2 separate regions of the Homo sapiens genome follow, and region 1 is linked to region 2. Evidence: chromatin loops called from intact Hi-C (ENCODE). Cell type or tissue: mammary epithelial cell. All regions are shown on one strand.

The links. A loop is a pair of places that touch in the nucleus more often than their neighbours do. Peaks named below come from ENCODE experiments on the same cell type or tissue, not always from the same donor. Only the 100,000 strongest peaks of a DNase experiment are listed, where the experiment ranks them.
Region 1: a loop joins it to region 2, with 16 times the contacts of the local background. A loop is called at or near these places in 12 of 110 quality-filtered maps.

Annotation. Positions count from the first base shown.
Region 1 is chr12:121,771,915-121,774,414 of GRCh38, forward strand. It overlaps TMEM120B (transmembrane protein 120B), which reads left to right. Exons shown (of 12, transcript NM_001080825.2): 9 at 1,507-1,599. Among named protein-coding and RNA genes, the nearest start is that of RHOF, 21 kb to the right of the region's middle. RefSeq lists a silencer at 1,368-1,417. In mammary epithelial cell, a CTCF peak has its summit at 1,491 (motif pointing left); a DNase peak (open chromatin) is centred at 1,427.
Region 2 is chr12:121,551,370-121,553,869 of GRCh38, forward strand. The region is part of intron 4 of KDM2B (lysine demethylase 2B); the gene reads right to left. Among named protein-coding and RNA genes, the nearest start is that of KDM2B-DT, 28 kb to the right of the region's middle. In mammary epithelial cell, a CTCF peak has its summit at 1,425 (motif pointing right); no DNase peak of the experiment used is centred here.

The sequences.
Region 1 (2,500 bases), 220 kb after region 2:
TGCCTCTGGGGAAGGGGGCTTGAATGCTTGGGGACAGGGAGAGCGTCTTACTTTTCACCAACCTGTTTGTTCCCTTTAAATTTTATCCCATGTGTGTATTGCCTTTCTTTCCCTTTCTTTCTTTCTCTTTCTTTCTTTCTTTTTCTTCCTTTCTTTTTCTTTCTTTCTCTTTCTCTCTCTCTCTCTTTCTCTCTTTCTCTCTCTCTCTCTTTCTCTCTTTCTTTCTTTCTTTCTGATGGAGTCTTGCTCTGTTGCCCAGGCTGGAGTGCAGTGGCGCGATCTTGGCTCACTGCAACCTCCGCCTCCTGGGTTCAAACGATTCTTCTGCCTCAGCCTCCCGGGTGGCTGGGACTACAGGTGCGCACCACCACGCCCAGCTAATTTTTTTTATTTTTAATAAAGATGAGATTTCACCATGTTGGTCAGGGTGGTCTGGAACTCCTGACCTCAGGTGGTCCACCCACCTCTGCCACCCAAAGTGTTGGGATTACAGGCATGAGCCACCACGCCGTACCGTTTCTTTCTTTTTTTTTTTTTTTGAGATGGAGTTTCTGTCTGTCACCCAGGCTGGAGTGCGGTGTTGTGATCTCGGCTCACTGCAACCTCCACCTCCCGGTTCAAGCGATTCTCCTGCCAAGTAGCTGGGATTACAGGTGCCTGCCACCATGCCTGGTTACTTTTTGTATTTTGGTAGAGATGAGATTTCACCAGTTGGCCAGGCTGGTCTTGAACTCCTGGCCTCAAGGGATCTGCCTGCCTTGGCTTCCCAAAGTGTTGGGATTACAGGCATGAGCCATCACGCCTGGCTGTATTGACTTTTCAGATACTACAACCTACATTTTAAGTTAAAACCTGCTTGCAAACAAATACAAATGTATAAAGCCAAGAATGGAAATTGTATATCAGCCCACCCTAGAGGTGACGTTAGTTAAGATCTATGTCCTCTCAAAAGTTTTTATTCATAAATAGGTATATACATGTGTGTATTACATTATGTATCTTTTACAAGTATGGGACCTTTCTGTACATAGAGCTTTACTATTATAACCTGCCTTTTGAATTTTTAACAGTTTATCATGGCTATTTTTCATGTCATTACCACCTCATTTTTAGCAACAACGAAGTATCCCATTGGATGGAACTCTGTCTTGTGTCTTAGCATTGCACAGAGCTCCCAACATAGCACTGGCATAGCTTGCATTCCAGCAAGCATCTATTGAGTGTCTACTGCATGGAAAATTCCAGAAGTTTCAAATCTAGTTGGGGCTTAGATGGGTCCTCACATACCTGTGTTCTCTCTGTGTTCTGGATAAGGGCTAAAGCAGGTTCAGACCAGAGTGTGTGTGTCTGTTTGTGGTGTGTGGGCGTGGGAGAGGGTTGTAACCAGGGCACCCTTTCTGCTTCTGCCCAGTAAAGACCCATCAGCCTGTGCTTGGGGCAGAGAGGTGTGGCCCTGTCTTCCGGGGACACCAGGCCCTGAGCCCAGGTGCTGTGCTCCCCCTGCAGGCTGCGTCCAGTTCCTGCAATATTATTACCAGAGGGGCTGCCTCTACCGGCTGCGGGCCCTGGGGGAGAGGAACCACCTGGATCTCACAGTGGGTGAGTAGCTGGGCCTGGGTTGGAGCCGGGGCAGGTACTGGACCTGCCAGCTCCCCACACCGGGAGTGCAGCCCTGCGAGCACCTCCCATACAGCGGAGCCAGGCCGCTGCCCTTTATCCGAAGCGCCTTCCAGAATTCATCCTGGATTCTGTTTCAGCTGCCAAGTGCCAGGCCAGCTGCATACCAGGCCCCGAGGGCAGGGCCTCTGTCTCAGCCTCTGGAAGTGTCTATTTTTTTGTGTGTGTTCTAGAATACACACACACAAATTAGCCATTTGTGTGTAACATGTCTACATACCAACACGTATAAGTATATAAATGCATGTACACGGGGGAGACATGCCTCACTCTGAAGCCATAGGAGTGCCAGCCAGAAAAGTGAGGAGACACCTCATTGAGAATTTCAGGGGAAACTGTTTTTAATACAACTCTGCTATCTTTTTTTTTTTTTTTTTTTTTTTTGAGACGGAGTCTCACTCTTGCCCAGGCTGCATTGCAGTGGCACGATCTCTATTCACTGCAACCTCCGCCTCCCGGGTTCAAGTGATTCTCCCGCCTCAGCCTCCTGAGTAGCTGGGATTACAGGCATGTGCCACCACGCCCGGCTAATTTTTGTATTTTTAGTAGAAATGGGGTTTCACCTTGTTGGCCAGGCTGGTCTCAAACTGCTGGCCTCAAGTGATCTGCCCACCTTGGCCTCCCAACGTGCTGGGATTATAGGCGTGGGCCACTGCACCTGGCCAACTCTGCTGTCTTTTGACATAGTCATTTCCATCAAATTACTCTCCTAAGTAGGTCCTCCTGTCTCAAGACTCGATAGAACTAATGCATGTGAAAATTCATTATAAAATGCAAAACCCTGTGCAGATTAAAGAAATTAGTAACAACATAGCGCCCAGTG
Region 2 (2,500 bases):
GGGTCTCGCTCTGTCACCCAGGCTGGAGAGCAATGGCACGATCGTGGCTCACTGCAGCCTCAACCTCCCTGGCTCGAGGGATCCTCCAGCCTCAGCCTCCTGAATAGCTGGGACTACAGGGCGGCACCACCACATCCAACCAGGTTTTTATTTTTTGTAGAGACAGGGTTTTGGTTTTCTTTGTTTGGTTGGTTGGTTTTTGAGACAAAGTCTCGCTCTGTCGCCCAGGTTGGAGTATAGTGGCACAATCTCAGCTTACTGCAACCTCCACCTGCGGGGTTCAAGTGATTCTCCTGCCTCAGCCTCCCGAGCAGCTGGAATTAAGGGCGTGCACCACCGCACCCGGCTCTTTTTCGTATTTTTAGTAGAGATGGAGTTTCGCCATATTGGCCAGGCTGGTCTTGAACTCCTGACCTCAAGTGATCCGCCCGCCTCAGCCTCCCAAAGTGCTGGGATTACAGGTGTGAGCCACCGCGCCCAGCATGACAGGGTTTCATTAAGTTGCCCAGGCTGGGAGACCACATTCTCCACAAAAAGGAAACAAAAAAAGAAAGTAACACCTTAAGTATGTAAGAGAACTTGGGTATTTCTATCTTTTGGGTTCAAGATCTAAATTTCACAGCAACCTGGAAAAGCAAGGTGAGACAGTCTGTTTTACAAATGGGGAGACCAAGGCCCAGAGACACAGCAACTGGCTCAAGCTCCCCAGAGTAGACTCTTACTACCAATTACAACCATTACCATTTACTATGTGTGTCAGCACAGGCGGGTTCTCTACATATATTATCTTGTGTTAGGTTCATCGTGGTCACAGCTCTGTGAAGCAGAACTTCAATTACACCCATTTAATGGAGGAGAAGCTGAGACTTGGACAACTAACTCGCCCAGGAATGCCCAATTCGTGAGTGGCAGAGTGGTATTTGAATCCAATTCATTCTAATGCCTAAGCCCAGGTTCCTCTCCCATCCCCCGAATACTGAATCTTGATCGTATGCTAAGGTTGAAACATGACCCCAGACCTGGCCAAGTGCAGTGGCTCATGCCTGTAATCCCAGCACTTTTGGAGGCCGAGATGGGTGGATCACCTGAGGTCAGGAGTTCAAGACCAGCCTGGCCAACATGGCAAAACCCTATCTCTACTAAAAATACAAAAATTAGCCAAGTATGGTGGCACACGTCTGTAATCCCAGCTACTTGGGAGGCTGAGGTAGGAGAATTGCTTGAACCCAGGAGGTGGAGGTTGCAGTGAGCTGAGGTCGTGCCATTGCACTCTAGCCTGGGTGACATGGTGAGACTCTGTCTTAATTAAAAAAAAAAAAAAAAAAGATTCCAGACCACAGCAGTGGCCAGGTCCCTCCCCATGGACCCTAGGAAGCAGTGGATCCAGGGGAAAGCAGCTTTTGTTTTGGCGTCTGGAGTGCAGATCCACCAGGGGGCATCCCCGTTCTTCGCTGGATATTCTGGCCTTGATCTTGGCAAGGCTAGCTCCTTCCTTACCCAGGTGCCTGGAATACGTGGGCGCCACTCAGATTTTCCAGGAGGCCCACCTGGCAGAAACCCTGCTGTCAGAACCCCAGTACCAGCCGGGCACGGTGGCTCACGCCTGTAATCCCAGCACTTTGGGAGGCTGAGGCGGGCAGATCATGAGGTCAGGAGATTGAGACCATCTTGGCTAACACGGTGAAACCCCGAGAATACTAAAAATACAAAAAATCCGCCGGGTGTGGTGGCGGGCGCCTGTAGTCCCAGCTACTTGGGAGGCTGAGTCAGGAGAATGGCGTGAACCCGGGAGGCGGGGTTGCAGCGAGCCGAGATCGCGCCACTGCACTACAGCCTGGGCGACAGAGCAAGACTCTGTCTCAAAAAAAAAAAAGAAAGAAAGAACCCCGGTACCCTCCCCACTCTCGCTCTCTGGCCAGCCTCCCACCTCCACCCACTTCTCCTCCCTAATCTTGCTCAAGGTCATGTCTGCAAAGCTCCCTGTGCAAAGGAGTCTGCTGGGCAGGTAGCAAATAGGATAAAGAGCACTAAAATCACGAACCCAGAGTCCTGCAAGTCAGCACTGAAGGCCAAGCTCAGCTACCCCTACCCACACACTGTTAAAATTTAGAGGGTTCGGTTCCCAGCGGAGCCTCCAGCCTGTGCCTCGGGCTCTTGGCTTCTCTGGGAATCAGTTTCTTCTTCATCTATAACATGGGGAACAAATAGCCAGCCCAGGAGCTGTCCTGAGACATAACTGAGTTCATGCACTTCACACTCACTTGGAGCACCTACAGGTAGGTAGCGTTACCGAGTCGGTCAGTTTCATCTGTAACTAGAGGTGGAGAAGGTGAGGAGCTGGGAAGTTTAGGGACTTGCCCAGCATCACAGCCAGTTAAATCGTTGCTGGCCAGTCCCAGTGAACAGACTGCTTAGGACCCTACAACATATTCAAGATGCAAATGGGTGTGGGGTTCTTCTGGGGAATGATGAAAAAGTTCTAAAATGGACTTTCATAATG